2 separate regions of the Mus musculus genome follow, and region 1 is linked to region 2. Evidence: chromatin loops called from intact Hi-C (ENCODE). Cell type or tissue: left cerebral cortex. All regions are shown on one strand.

The links. A loop is a pair of places that touch in the nucleus more often than their neighbours do. Peaks named below come from ENCODE experiments on the same cell type or tissue, not always from the same donor. Only the 100,000 strongest peaks of a DNase experiment are listed, where the experiment ranks them.
Region 1: it touches region 2 in a loop (2.2-fold over the local background); 3 of 42 quality-filtered maps call a loop at or near these places.

What each region holds. Positions count from the first base shown.
Region 1 is chr16:38,037,557-38,045,556 of GRCm38, reverse strand. All of the region lies in intron 3 of 4930542C21Rik (RIKEN cDNA 4930542C21 gene), which reads right to left. It overlaps Gm46549 (a long non-coding RNA gene), which reads left to right. Exons shown (of 4, transcript XR_001781896.1): 4 at 7,788-7,906. Among named protein-coding and RNA genes, the nearest start is that of 4930542C21Rik, 24 kb to the right of the region's middle. In left cerebral cortex, no CTCF peak of the experiment used is centred here; DNase peaks (open chromatin) are centred at 899 and 3,193.
Region 2 is chr16:37,990,656-37,998,655 of GRCm38, reverse strand. It overlaps Gpr156 (G protein-coupled receptor 156), which reads right to left. Exons shown (of 10, transcript NM_153394.2): 8 at 6,420-6,656; 9 at 621-779. Among named protein-coding and RNA genes, the nearest start is that of Gm36225, 6.4 kb to the right of the region's middle. In left cerebral cortex, CTCF peaks have their summits at 3,837 and 7,513; DNase peaks (open chromatin) are centred at 3,828 and 7,509; H3K4me3 peaks cover 554 bases.

The DNA.
Region 1 (8,000 bases), 47 kb before region 2:
TCTTCAGGTACAACCGAAACTTCTGCTTTTCTCCTGATTGGTGGTTGTTAGGGAGCCTGGTAGTTAACTCGAGTTCAACCTTAGGTCAGGTTCTCTAAGATGGAGCCTGAACCCAAGATGGAGTTGGTCTGGTTTCTCACTCATATCATCTCAGAAATATGTTCAAGCTTGCACAACCAAAGTAAAGGTCTCAGGAAGCATGCTTCTCTTCTGTTGTCAGTGTACTTTGAAGACTTCTCTGTCCCTGTGTGAGTATGTGCATGTGAGTTTGGGTGCCTAGGAAGGCCAGAGCATCAGATTCCCTTGAGCTGGAGTTCCTGGCCAGTTGTAAGCCATCTGATATAGGTGCTGGGAACTAAACTCAGGTCTCTAGCAAGGGCAGTGTATACTTTTAACCACTGAACCATCCTTTTAGCCCCATATTCAACATATCCCTTCTGTTCTATTTTATTAATTTCATTTGGTTGCAAAATATTTGTAAACTCTTTAAAATGATTTCACAATCATTAGTTCATTGAGAATATAGTTTTAAAAACTGGGCCCCTTTCCTCCCCTATTCTGTTAAACTAGTCTATTGCAGAAAGCATCTACTGGTATTGTCCTGTATGACAAGTCAGTATCCTGTTAGAACTGGGACCGCCCTTGAAGCCCAGCCCAGTTGAGGTGTAGGCTCTTATCCAGTTTTCCCCAAGAGGGGAAACCCATGCTCCATACTTGCCAAGAATGAACAGATGGTCTTGAACTGAGTCTCTGCTACAGATGGTATCACTTGACTTTGGATCCATTTGCTACCATGCCCTGCCCAGCAGACTGATGCTAGCTCCATGTACACTCAATATGCCTAGATAAACAGGGATATCGTTTTAAGACGGCTGGCTCATTTCCACGGATCGGCTGAGGGGAGGTTAGTCTGTGGGCTGGGAACTGGTTCCATGAAATAGTAACATTGTATCAACTGAGGGGAGGTTAGTCTGTGGGCTGGGAACTGTTTCCACTAAATGGTTACATTTAAAGCCAACAAAAGCCAGGAAGAGACTTAAAAGTTCTTCTAGTCACTCTAAATTTAAGAGAGCAGGGGAAATGGGGACAGCCTACTGTGATTCAAGTATAGATAAGGAAAATGATTCAAAATATAAGGCAGAACACCAGATACGCAGAAGGCCAAGTATAGATGGATAAGCGCACTGTCAGGGTATGCTGCAGCATCAAGAACCTGTGGCAGGCTAGGAAGACAGGGAGATTATAGACACATGAAAAAGAGTCTGCTTGGAGCCTATCACCCACTGGAAAGCATGAACTCCAGTACAATTAGTGTTTGTTATAGTGGCTGCAGAAATAGAGTTAATATTCCTTTCATAGATACATATATTTATGTTAGAATAGCAATGACCCAGGCTTAAGGTCTAAACGCATACGGCCTTGAGCAGGACCTCTCCAGACATCACCTGCAGCATCCCAGTGGACTATGTTTAGTTCAGACCCCGGACAAGGAGCTGAGGTGAATATTTTATATATCAAAGCTGACCTGGCCTCCAGGTTCTCCCAGCATCCCTCAGTTCCTACCTGGCATATCATGTCTCTAACTCTGAATTTTCCAGCCCTTAGTCTGGGCTGCCCTTCCCCCCAGAGGCTCTTCCCTATATAATGCAGACATTTTGGTTCCCTGGAGCTCCCCCCTTACTTCTCTCTCTCTTCTCTCCCTCTCTCTGCACACACTCTTCTTCTCTCTCCCCTCTCCCTTCTCATGGCGCCTCCCCTGGCCTCAGTCCTTGGGGCCAGTGAACTCCCTTGAGAGCAACTCCTCAATAAACCTGCATTTAATATAACCTAATATGATTTGAATTGGCTCATTTCACTGGCAGAGAAATACTTATTAGGCTACTCTTCTTTCTTCCATCATAATGTTTTTATTGATTATTAGAGAATTTCACATCTTGCATCTGATTACATTCCCTTCCCAATCCTCTCAGGTCTGCCCTCCCACCCTTGTCACTCCCTCCCCCCAAAAGAGTCTAATTTATATTGTCTATATACTCACTAAGCATGACCACATCCCCAGCAGCTAGCCCTTTAAAGAAAACTGAGTCTTTTCCTACCTGCATCCCTGACAGAAGCCCTCAATTGTGGAGAACTACACACGAGCATCCTCATTACAATTTTAAAAATGTTTCTTCCATGGTTTCCTGTCTAGACTGATACTTTGGTGGGGGCAGGGCGGGGCAGGAGTTACCACCAAAGCCGGCTATGTACCTCTTTCTCAACTGAGTCTGTAGTCATCGATGTCACTCAAAAGTAGCTTCCTTGTCCTCTACAGGATCATGGATTTCCACATGGTTTCTGGTGACAGCCTGAACCTCAGACGTCACCATGGTGTCACACACCTCCGTATCTGCATGGCCATTGTTTGCAGCATGGCCCTTGGACATCATCATGGTCTCAGGCTTTAGCACAGACTGTGGGCATCCTCGTGACTCTCAGTGGTAACACTGGTCACAGACATCGACAAGGACTCAGGCTACAGTACAACAGAGGACCCATACACGGCCCTTGGCAACACGGATCTTGGACATTAACATGGCTAGGGTGGCTTGTGTAGGCCACCCACATCTGATCAATTGTAATCTTCTCAGGTGCCTCCCAGGAACCACTTAGTGACACTTAGTGATATCACTTAGCGATAGTACTTCAATCCCCTACCCCCAAATTCCATAGATGGAAAACAAAACACAAACAAGCAAAAACCCAATGAGCTGTGAACCTCCCTTACGGAACACATATTCTGTTACTCCAGCTTGATCGGCCCTCACCTATACTCGCTTGACACTCCCCTTTCTCCTAAGCGCGCTACTTAAACCTTGTACTAAAATATTTATAATAAATCTCCAACTCTGCTTTATAAACTGGCTAGCCCTGAACTTTTTTTCAGCATGTGTGCCTTGAATCCCTGTTTGGGCTGAGTCAAGTGCTCTAAAACTCTAAGGGAACCTCTCGGTGTGCTCCTTGTGACCGTGGGGAGCTTGGTCTCCTTTACCTGTATCCACAAATGCTGGCAGACATTTGCATTGCCACAGCCTTCCTGAGACTCACAGTGAATGCTAAGTTTGTGCCCAGGTCCTGCTAGAGAGTTATAGCTCCTGCTTTTGTCAAGATCAGCTCCAGAATAGGCTGACTATAAATATGTAGGGAAAGGACTTTCCTGCCTACAGCTTGGGCAGGCAAGGATTCAAGAAACAAGATGAAACAGATTCCTACATAAAAGGAGAACTCTCTCCTTTGTAGAGTTGGAATCTGTGCAATTATGTGTGATAGTTTAAATTTAAGTTGATATAGCCAAGATGAGACAAGAAAATCTGCTCAGGGAAATGCTTTCTCTCAATTAGGAATTATAGGACATGTTTGTCAATTAGGACAAACATGAAAGATGTAAGTTCTGTTCTTGGAAGGGGTTTTCTGAAAATCGAGTTTGTTCTCTCTCTCTCTCTCTCTCTCCCTCTCTCTCTCTCTCTCCCCCTCCCCCCTCTCTCTCCCTCTCTCTCTCTCTCTCTCTCTCTCTCTCTCTCTCTCTCTCTCTCAATGTCCCAGGCAGAAATTCAAGTTCTTATACAAGTTAAATATGCAGATTTTGTAGGCAACCTTGTTTGGCTGTGGTGTCAATGTGCCCCTGATGGCCAGTGCTTGGTGCTCACGCGGTTGCTTCTAAGCAGTCAGGCCTTAATTGTGTTCTTCTCCTACCACATCAATATGCAGATGTCTCCTAGGGAAGTAAAGTAGGTTATAGAGGCAAAGGTGGCATGCTTAGTCCCTGGAGTCTGGAGGGATGACTTTGTCCAAACTGTATAAACACCGGCTCCCACCCTCACCTTGTGTGCATTCTGAGGATACAGCACAGTCCTTCCCCAAAGGGGAGGACGCTTGTATTGTCACGGTCACTGGACTCTAGCTCTGGCTTCTGATCTCTCATATGTACTGCTTTGCAGTCCTTTTCCCTATGTTTCTGTATCTTTGTCAATATGAACTTGAACTCTCTTTTTCTTTTCCTCCTCCTCTTCTTCTTCTTTCTCCTCTTCCTCCTCCTCTACCCCTTCCTTCTTCTCTTTTCCCAAGACAGGGTTTTTATGTGAGGCTCTAGCCGTCCTGGAACATAGTCTGTACACAGAGTTGGCTTTGAACTCAGATTTCTGCCTACCTTTGTCTCCTGAGTGCTGGGATTAAAGGCGGGCACCACCGCCACCAGGAAATTTTATTTCTTAAAGTAATATCCTCTTTCCCTTCCACCTCTTCTCAAATCTGAAATCTCCTACTAGAGCATTTGAGTACGCAGTAGAGTCACTAAAAAGTTGAAGCGAGGCTGGGTGCTGTGGTGCACACTTGTAATTCCAACACTTGGAAAGCAGAGGCAGGAAAATCACGTGATCAAGGGCAACCTGGGCTGTGGCCTCAGCTGCTGTATGCAGCAGGACGTTTACATAGATGCTAGATACTGTCTGTCCTGTGCTTCTTTCTCCTTCTTCAGGTTTCTCAGCCTGAACCCAAAAGTTCTTAACCTGGGGTGGGGAGGTGGTTATTAAAGTCCTGTGTTGCAAAAGAGAGGGGGGTGGGAGGAAGGAGGAAAACCCAACTACAACAAAAGGGCATTTAATTCCCATCCCTGCAATTAACTGCATCCCATAACAGGTAGATACCCTGTTGTGTTATTAATCTTTCTATTACTCTTATACCAACTGAAAATTTTCATGGCACTCCTTTAAAGAACAAAACAAAAGATTACAAATAGGAAGCTTGGTTGGATTTAAAATATACTTTGAAAACAGTCTAATAGGCCAGGTGTAGTGGCACACATCTTTAATCCTAGTACTCAGGAGGAAGAGGCAGAAAAATCTCCGTGATTTTGATAACAGCCTAGTCTATATGCTAATATAGTTATTGATATGAATAAACCCTATTGGACTATCAATGAATCCAACATTCAGGTGACTAAAACCATTAAACTGTTTATGAATATGATTTAACACGAAAGTGAGAGAAGAGACCAAAACACAGTGTTCTTGTTTGAAACTGTGAAAGAACAAAATTTACTAAATTAAAAATGAATACATTTTAGGGGGCTGGAGAGATGGCTCAGCGGTTAAGAGTACCGACTGCTCTCCTCCAGAGGTCCTGAGTTCAATTCCCAGCAACCACATGGTGGCTCACAACCATCTGTAATGGGAGTCGATGCCCTCTTCTGGTGTGTCTGAAGACATCTACATTGTACTCATGCACATAAAATAAATAAATCTTTAAAACAAACAAACAAAACTTGAATATGTTATAGAAAACTGCAAAAATTGTGTGGGTTTTTTTCCCCCTCCAAACTGTGCTTCCCTCTCTGACTCATGGGAACAAAGGGAAGCCATCTTAGAAGTCTAGCCAAAATTGGGCAGGGAAGGAAATGTTGGCAGGGCAACAACTTCTCCATCAAGAGTCAGGAGGTCTTAGGTATAGAGTTAAAGAAAGGAGGCTATGGCTGTAGAGGGAGAAATAGTCAAATCTTTTTCTGGAGTGGGGAGATTTCTCCAGGCACTAGAGTACCTGTTCTTTCTCTCTCCTTCCATGGATCTCTTTGGTCATTGTCAGACAAGCTGTCAACTGTCATGGCATTGGGGTGGCTATGCCGTTTTGAATGCAAACAAGGCAGTATTAAATGACTGAGAGGCTGCTGCTGACTCTGGTGGCCATCTTAGATCTAACCAGTTATGGCTAGTCCACCTTGAGAGAGATTTCTGGTCTACCCACATCCTATCCTCAGAGATAAACTAGCTTAGACATTGTTTCTCTTGACTTTACAATACTTTGAGGGTTTTTGTGGGGAATGAGTTTTGATTTATAAAGCTATTTATTTACTATTGTGCATTTGTGTATATGTGTGCCAGAATATGCTAGTGTGCTATACCATGACCCATGTATGGAGGTCAGAGGACAACTGGTGAGAAAAGCAGTGACAGTTGGTTCTGTCTTTCCAGCATGTTTGTCCCAGGAATGGGATTTGGGACATCAGGATTGACAGTGGGTACCGTTACCCCCGTTACCCACAGAACTATCGTGCTGGTCCCTGGATTTCTAAGGAAAAGTTCAATCGCAATAGCTGCCATCTTTCCAATCTCCACTGAAGATTGTGTTTTAATTTTAGCCAGGCTTCTGCATCGTCCAGGATGGCCTCAAACTCTAAGATGACAATGATATTGAACTCATGGCTTCCTCTTTCCACTTCCCAAGTGCTGGGATTGCAGGCTCAGACCTGTATTTTTTTTTTCAAATGACAAACACCAGAAAGTGTTTTTTAGAACACCCTTTTAATAATGCTACTTACATGTTACCTGAAAAATCTAGATTTACATGCTGTTATTAACAGTTCTATTCAAGGCATGACCTGTCCAGAGTCCTAGCTGTTAGGGAGACTGAGGCAGGAGGACCACCTGAAACCAGGATTTCAGGGCCTGGACAACATTATGAGGTCATGCCTCACTAGAAGTAAAAATCCTCTTCCTTAGGAGAGTCCCCAACTACCTCTCAGTGGACTGCTCTGAGCTTGTCAGTCCAGCCAAGCAGGTTATAGAGCAAAGTCTGTGTTCACCTAAAAAACAAAACATAACAAAACAAAACAAAACAAAACAAAACAAAACAAAACACAACACAAACGGTCACCCTTCCTCTGTATCCAATTTACTTATTTCTAAAACCCAGGCTCATATCCCAGTGCTGAGAAGATGTCTCCTATCCCAGCACAGTTGACTTCATCCTACAGGAATAGCACAAAGTGTTCAGCTTGCTTTTTGAGACAGGGTTTCTCCGTGTAGCCCTGGCTGTCCTAGAACTCACTCCATAGACCAGGCTTGTAACTTTATTTTTTTTTTCAAAATCTATTTTTAATGATGGTTCTTAAATGTTTTAACTTTCCTTGTAACCCACCATGCCACACCCACTTGTCGGGTCTGCATGACAGGCTGAAAAAGTCTGTAAGCACTCAATGAGGAAAAGAGTTTCAAGGAAACTCACCTCCTGGAGCTTTGGTGTTCTCATTTACCCATATACTTATACCCTATTCCCGAGTTAGTCTGGTGTATGGATCTACGAGCTCTCTTTTAATATTTTATTATAAATGCCTTTTAAGATTAAATTCTGTTATAGTTAAGTCTCCCCAGCGTTCCAAGGTCCCAGAACCCTGTAAGAATGCAGTAAGGAAGTTAACCTATTCAGTAACTAATTAAGCATTACAGAAGACGGAGCCAGTAGCTCAGAGCTGGTCTGCAAAATATTTACCAAGGACAGTAACATATCTCACTCAAACAAGGGAATACCAAAATAGAGCCAGGGAATCCCACTGAGATAGAAATCTTCAGTATATTGCATATTAGAAGCAAGTTGGTAAATTCTTCTGACAAATGGAGAATCTCCAGATACTTAAAAGTTACACTCATATAAGAATTCAGCAAGGCCTAGGAAGTAGGGAGGTTGTGATATTGCATTATTCATGAGGTCTTCCAAGAGTAGAACCCCCTGGTGCTAGCCTTCACAAGGTTCAAAGGTATAACACTGGAACGTGAAATCCTTGCCTGTCACTAAGCTGAACCTAGGCAGGACTGCTTTATCTTTACTGTAAACATCTACCTGGTTCCTGTAAGTCCCTTGGTAGTCATTCCTTTGTTTTGTATCAGGTAACTTCAATGTACCTTGCCTGCTGTGACTTCTGACCCCTTGTATTTTCTGTACTATATAAGACTGATTTTCACTTTTGAATTTACATTCAGATTCTACACAATCTCGCGTGTTGGTCTGTTTGTCACCCACCAACTCTTTGCCCACCTGCGACTAGAGACCCTGTCCACGCAGACAAAGGGACCCAGAGGGTCTGCGGCACCACCACCCACCAGAGGTAATGGAAAAGAAAGGATACAAGGGAAGTGGACCTGTTTAGAAAGGTTCTTTGGAATAATTCCCATCTGTGTTATCTGGAAATCAGT
Region 2 (8,000 bases):
ATTCTCACCAATTGCTTCTTTCCTGATTTTCATCATAATTACATTTTTTCTTTCTAGTTTTTGAGCTGGAGCCCCATGTAGCCCTGACTGGCTTTGAACTCTCTGTGTAACCAAGGATGGCCTTGAACTTCTGATCCTCTTGCTTTTCCTTCCTGCATGCGGAAACCACAGGCAGGTGCCACCACTCCCAGTTTAGTGGTGATGGGAGGAAAGCCAGGGCTTTGTGCACGCTAGGTAAGTATTCTGTTGGTTGACCTGCATCTCCAGCCCCTCCTATCCATCATGGGTTAAATTAAATGTATACTTAATCGATAGCCTTTTGTTCTGCTCGACTGTGAACTCCGTAAGATGAGAAAGCGAGTCTGGCTTGCTCATCAGCGTGTAACGCTGTGACTAGTCTTCACCTGTCTGTTGTAGGAGTGGGATGGGTGAGGGTCACTGGGGTGATGTTGAGGGAAAGTAGAAGAGTGACTGGGGCAGAGAATATTGCCAAAAGGAACATGTGGAGTCATGAGGGCATGAGGGGTCATGAGAACATGAGGGACCACGAGGGCATGTGGGATAGTTCTCACATGGCTGGAGATCCCTGCAGGGAACCTGCTAGGCAAGGTGTGGCTTACTTCTGTTAGGAGCCTCTCCATGCAGCTCTTCTCATCTCTCAAGTGGCAGCTCGGGTCCTCATCGAACTGGCCGTGGAAGCTTTTGCTGGGAGTGCTGAAGTATTTGGCCATGTGTCTCATTGTTTGGTTTTCTCCTTCAAATGCCTTCCATTGCTTCAGCTGTTAGTAAAGAAGAACACATGTTATTTATTTAATTACACACCCAGAAACACTTCCCTTGCTCTTTCTCATAAATACCAAGGAATGACACAGTCACCAACACACTCAGGCACAAGCTGTTTACTCCCCAAAATGCCATTTCCTCTGCAGCATTCATCGATTGCTGTGACAGAAAACATGGAGAACAGTCAGGTTTCGTGTTTTAAACGTGTCTGAGGATAAGATGGAGTATGATACAGAACACCCTCTCTGTTGTTAAAGTGTCGAAGGAAACAGGAGGAAGGACATGTCTAGAATGGTATTCTAAAGCTCTCATTGGAAGCCGACTAAACCTGAATGTGTCTATGAAGCTAATCTTGGTCATCAGTCAGTTGTTGAGGAGTGCTGTGTTTTTTGATATTGAGAGTCCAGTTCATTGTTGGAGACTTTTCTAAGCCAGATTAATGACCAAAGCACAAATAGAAACCAACTTATGTCAATGAAAACAGAATGTTTGGGCTGGAGAGATGGCTCAGTGGTTAAAGGCACCTATTGATCTTCCAAAGGTCCTGAGTTCAATTCCCAGCAACCACATGGTGGCTCATAACCATCTAGATGGGATCTGATGCCCTCCCTCTTCTGGTGTGTCTGAAGACAGCTACAGTGTACTCACATAAATAAATAAATAAATAAATAAATAAACAAACAAACAAACAAATAAATCTAAAAACCCAGAATGTCAGCACATGGCCATATTTTCTGACAGGGAAAGTGAGGACAGGAATGTGACTTTTCCAAGGTCACACAACACTTTTGACAGACTCACAACTGTAACCAAAACCACCACAGCTTGGATTCTCATCTAACTGATGAAGAGACAGATTGTTGGGGATCGAGAAACTGTCCTTGGGGAGCGATCTGGGGAAACATGGTCTGGCCCACTTTTATAATAACAGGGGTGATCTAGCAAATCATCAGACAGGAGTCTGGTGCGGAGTTTGGGATGCTGTGTCTACCTAGTGAGTACCACTGATATGAAGGACACGGTCCCTAGTGGTAAAGGTAGGAACCTTTTACCCTCTGTCTCAGCTCCCCTTATGGGGACATCTCTGCAGGGATGCCAAGGATTGGCTCAACACAGGCATAAGGCCATATCAAGCCTTGGGGCTCACGTCCCCTAAGCTGATGGAGCCACATTTTGACCAAAGCTCTCCAACCCCTTTTGGTCCCTCCCTTCTGAAGGTCCCAGTCCTTGAGACTTGACTCTGTATTTTCTGGGATATCCATTACTCAATCCTCAAGGGTCAAGGTAGTTCCTCCAAAGGACCAGCACATTTTTATTTCTGGCCTCTGGGTGATGTGGATGCTATAGGCTGGGTTATAGCTCTTCACAGTTCTTCCTTATCTCTGGGTCCTTGGAACTTGTTGACTGTAACCTAAGATGGCAAGTAGAATTTTGTGATGGTGATGTTAAGGCTTGGGGATGGAACAATTATTCTGGAGTATTCAGGTGGAGTCAATGTCATTACCAGAGTCCATATAAGAGAGAAGGAGGAGCCTGATGAGGGTGGTGGCGCACGCCTTTAATCTCAGCACTTGTGAGGCAGAGGCAGGCAGATCTCTGTGAGTTCCAGGACAGTCAGGGCTATACAGAGAAACCCTGTCTCAAGAATGAGAGGAGCTGGGATGGAGAGAGGGAGGAGGGCCAGAGAAGGTGGAAAGAAAGAGAAGGAAGGGCAGCCATTAGAATGCCCCATTGCTGGGTCTGAAAGGGAAGGAAGGGCCTTAAAGAAGGCAAGTAGTCTTTAAAAGCTGAAATAGTCAGGAAATGGAGTCCCCCCTTTTCTGAAAAAAAAAAAAATTGTAGATCAGGTGATACCTTGGTTTCAGTCAAATAAAGCCCATTTTTGATACTTGCCCTACAGAACTGCAAGATACTACATTTGTTCTGCTCAAAGCCATTGGCACCTATTAGAGCAGCCACAGGAACTCCTGTGGGAGTACAGCGTCATCTGTAACAGGCCACGCCGTGCTCCTAGAAGCTCAGAGCTGCAGAGGATCCAGGGGATCCCAGGTTGGTTCCCAGCACAGGAATGGTGGCTCGCAACTGTCTGTTCCGTTCCAGGGGATCTCGTACTCTGTTTTGGCTTCTGTGGGCACCAATAATGCACCTGGTACAAAGACATACATGCAGGCAAAACATTCATACACATAAAAAAATACAAATAAAGTCGACTTTAGCAAAGAGGCAAGATGGCACAGTGGGTAAGGATGCTTGCTGCTAGGCCTGGTGACCTGGGTTCAATCCCAGAGACCCCCCCCCCCTAGTGGAAGGAGAGAATTAACTTCTCCTTTGAGTTGCCCTCTGGTCTCCATCCACGCCCATGGCATGTACACACATCATACGCCCATGCACATATACGTATGCATATGCACACACACATACACACAAGTAAAATAATTTTTAAAATGATAAGATGAAAAGGGATATTCCGTCCTTGGAGCTCCTCCCACTATTGGGAGCTCTTTCTCATATTTTGTCTTATCTCTTCCGATCTGCTTGCTGCTATTCTCTCAAGACTGTCCTCCAACGCTCGTTTGATGTGAAGATGCCACAAGTTTTAGCAAAGTCTGGGGAGGCTTCCAAAGCATTCAATGCACATTGTAATTCTTCTTATGAATACTCCCTATGAGACTTAAGGAGGCGAAGGGCCCTGTGCTTCACCACATGTCCACAGTGGCTAAGATGTGACCAAAGGATACCTGAATAAGTGAAGGAAGCTTTTCTGTACAATTCTCCAGTCTTGTGGTTCCTAGATAAAGGGGACAAATCCTAAGTGTGTCGTGTACGCTGGGCAGGAAAAGCAAATGTCCTTGGAATTTTGTCTTTCGGAACGGAATGGAAGGGTGGGGGATGGGAGTTGGGGGATGGGTCACGCTCAGGTCGCAGAAGCAGGGGTTGTCTAATGGCTGGCGATGACCTCAGCGCTTGGCATCAGATACACCCAGGCATTTCCTGACAGCCCATGTGTGTACAAGCTTTTTGCCTTATATTCGCTTCACCCTGCTCTCTAGCGCTGCCTAGAGACGCTTCTAAGTCACAGCAGATCTGAAGGCTCTGGCCAGCCGGGGACTCATCTCCCTGCAGCTACCAACCGATCCTCTCCCAGGTTCCCTGGGACACTCCCATAATGTGCTCAGCTGTCTCACCGCCCTGGGGACTCAGTGTGAGTCTCACAAGGAAAGCCATGCTTCTGCCAAACATCTTTGGGCCAGAGATGAAATCAGTTTAGGGACAGACCTCGGTCATTTTTCTCTGATGAAAAGAACTTAGACCCTAAATCTACAATACTATAAGATATGGTTTAGTCTCATACCATGGTCAGTTTAAGAGGGAAAAGAGAGAGAGAGAGAAAGGGAGGGAGGGAGGAAGGAAGGGAGGGAGGGAGGGAGGGAGGGAGGGAGGGAGGGAGGGAGGGAGGGAGGGAGGGAGGGGAAGGAGGAAGCAGAATGCTTGTGTCTGAGGCTCAGGATGCACAGGGTTAGAGCGAGGAGCAGAAACCAAACTAGGACCATGCAGGGAGGTTGTGGATTCCCTCCATTTTCAAAGGGCATTTTGCTCAAATCAGAAAGCCTTTCCTTTAAAATTTCTTGGTGATAAGTTCTTTCTCCCCTTCTCCCCTTCTGCCTTCCTCCCCCCCCTTCCCTTCCTGTTTCCCTCCTCTCTCCCTCCCCCTCCTTCAGAGATGAACTTCGCCCCTAGACCGATTCTTCATATTCTTTATATTTTTTAATCAGTCTCTTATTTTTCTCTGTCTTTTGCTTCCTTCATTTCTTAGCTCAATACTTTTGTAGTGTCCAGATTGCCCACTCAGTGCTTCAGTTCAACCTAACATCATTTTTTTAAATCCCTGTTCAATATTTCATCATCTAAGACTAGATTCCTGGCCTTGTGGTTTACTTTTGTTGAAAAGAGGCAATGTCCTTGGAATCCTATTGACCAAGCAAAATAAATAGCTTGGAACATTTTCTACTGCGGAAGAAGGCATCGTCACGAAATCTTCAGAGGCTTGTTCACTTTTGTACCTGTGTGTTTTCCTTAAGAGACCTCTCCTCCTGAATGTATACCCTTACATGGAAGGAACTAGAGTCTCCTAGTGTAATAAATATAGTTTATTGATCATAAGCCGACTGCCATCACACCAGACATTACATATATTCAAGGCAGAGAGAACATAAAAGGGATATATCAACAGTCTCAGCCTGCTCCCCGTCGCCCCCAGGACAGTACAAAGTCTGTCTCTCAGAAGCCTTCTAGGCAACCTCTAGTGTTCCAAATGATGTTCTGGGGACACCTCTAGCTGTAAGGGAGGCTGACAGAGCAAATGCTTAGTTCTTTTCTAGGCAAACAAGAAAGGAAAGGAGCAGGGAAAGAAGTCTAGGAGGCCCAAAAGTTTCTCTTTGCCTCCCATCTCCCAGGAAGAAGGACCCCCACCCCCAGCCCCAACCCCTAGCCACCCCACACACACACCACCCCCACTCTTCCGGCATCCCAGACAATGAGCCTCTATTTCTAAGGGGCCTTCTTCAGCCCAGTTCCTACAACAACAAGATGCTGCAAAAGTTTCTCTGCTTATGGTACAAAGGCTGCACCCAGCCACAGAGACTCATGTAGATGCTCAAGTCCCCACCCCACCTCCTCCCGCCCCCCACCATGCTTATATTTGGTCGAATGTTTTGTTGAGAATTAGTGAGCAGAAAGGAGACTGGAGTGCCCATGCATCCGGAAGTTGACTGTAACCTTCTATCAGTCAGCAGTGGAATGAATCATTAGTTTTCACTCCAGGAAGGGGGATCAGAACGGGGCTAGCCTCAGGGGGAAGAAGAGCAGGAGAGAAAACGAAAACATCCAGTGGCTAGGTCGTTAAGGTGATGGATGAGGGCCTGCAGCCCATCAGCTCAGAAAACAACCACCAGCACTTCCCCTGGGCTTAAGGGTTCCTTCTACCTCTCTATGCCCGACCTCTGCTTCCGCCCTCCTTTATTTGATTTTATTCTTAACCTCTGCAATAGGAAATACATTAAAACCTCTCCCTTTCATAAAAAAGGAGATTCTGTGTTTCCCTCCAATAAGAAGAAAGGGAAAGCTTACTATGTAGCCAAGGATGGCCTTATCTCCTGCCTCCATCTCCCAGGTATTGAGATTATAGGGGCACACGACCACACCTGGCTAGGAAAACCATTCCCTGTCATGAAGCAGACATTTTTCTATGAACCTGCAATCCCAAATTAGAAAGGGGAGGGGGGGAAGGCTATTCTCTTGAAAGTTAGCCTGGGCTACACTGTAAGTTCCGAGGCTACGTATCAAAACATTTAAAAAGAAAAAAAAAGTCTTTTCTCTTAGACTAGTGAAAAAAAGAAAAAACTATCTCAAGGACTGAAAAGACACAAAAGAGGGGTTGATCAGAGTGGGGGCTGGGTGGGAAGTAGGGGTGAGGTCACCTCAAAAGACAGGCCCCACCATGGTAGTCCTCTTTGGCCTGACTAGGAAGCAGAACTTTCCTCTTCTAGGCACCGAGGAGGTGCAGAGGGGGCCCCAGCCCCTTCTTCTGACCACCCATCGTACCCCACGAAGAACCCTGGCCAGCACTCTGAGCATACCTGGGGAATGAAGACACAGCAGTTCACAGTGGTTGTGCAAACGAAGATACCTCCGGATGTGAGTCCAAAGACCAGATTGGGCCAGGAGTGCAGGTATCTGGTGACCACAAAAAGCAGCCCAGCGGTGAGGAGCAGGAGGTTGACCCCGACCATGATGGTTAAGGACTGGTTCACTGGAGGAGAGCTGACATGGTTGGTCAGGCCAGCCAGGTAAGCACCATACAGCAGCAGCAGCCCCTGCAGGAGGAGCAGGGACCAGAGGCACAGAAAGGGGGGACCACAGGTCACAGTAGTACCACTGGGGCCAGTGTCCTCATCAGTAACACTGGGCTAATAATATCTTTATTTTAAAAGATTTATTTATGTATGTATTTATTTTATGTATATGGGCACACTGTAGCTGTTAGTTCTGATAGTTGTGAACCATCATGTGGTTGCTGGGAATGGAGGTTGCTCGCTCTGGTCAGTCCTACTTGCTCTGGCCTAAAGATTTATTTATTATTATATCTAATTACACTGTAGCTGTCTTCAGACACACCAGAAGAGGGCATCAGATCTCATTATGGATGGCTGTGAGCCACCATGTGGTTGCTGGGATTTGAACTCAGGACCTTCGGAAGAGCGGTCAGTGCTCTTAACGGCTGAGCCATCTCTCCAGCCCGGCTAATCATATCTGCCTAAAGATTTGCTGCGTGCTTCTGCTAAGATATGACCCAAGAAGCCAGGAGCTAGCTCCTTACACCTATGACTTCTGAATAATGCCACTTCCTGTCCTTTACTGAGAATGGTTTATGAGAGGTTGGCAAACAAGACATCAGATAACGCAACATTCTTCTGGGAGAAGGCACAGGGCATTGTGTGTGTGGATCGGAGTTCCACAGACAGGGCAGCCAAGCCGGCTCCTGCTGGTGTGTGTGTGTGTAGGGGGTTTGCTACATATCCATTATGGCTTGGCAGTGAGTGTGGCTGAATGGCACATGAGAACTGAAAGTGACCCTTGAGCTGCTTGTCCCATCCTGTGCTGCTGTACTAGGGCAGTGCCGGAGGGAGGGGACTTATTATTTGTTTTCCCAGGGTGCTCAAAGGCACCATCTGCTTGCCAGGCTCTGCACCTGCAAGACTGCATGCATCTGCCTGGAAGGATGGACGCTGCTGTTTTCTGTTCGACACAAAGAACTCCATAGGCTGCCAGTGGCTCTGTGCAATGGGGGGTTTCTGGGAGATGAAAGATGGAAAAAGAGGAGAACAAAGGCAGGCTGGGACCCCAGCAACAGTGCGGGAGGCACAGGCAGCAGGCGCTATATATGAACTGCTTTGTGACATTGCCCGCCTCTACCACAAGGAACTGGGCCCCAGCTCTCTCCTCTCTTCACACACACAAACCTGCCAGGTCTTTATTAGGGAGAAAACAACATAGTATCAGGCGGTGCTGCTTTCCCCCAGAGGCAGCTGCATGCATATAGAGATCAGAGCTTTTATCAGCAGCACTCAGTATACATATGACTGCACACACTAGCCTTTCTAACTTGCTCAAAGGACTACGCTGTAAACCATCACTACCAAGGACATACACAGCCGGCC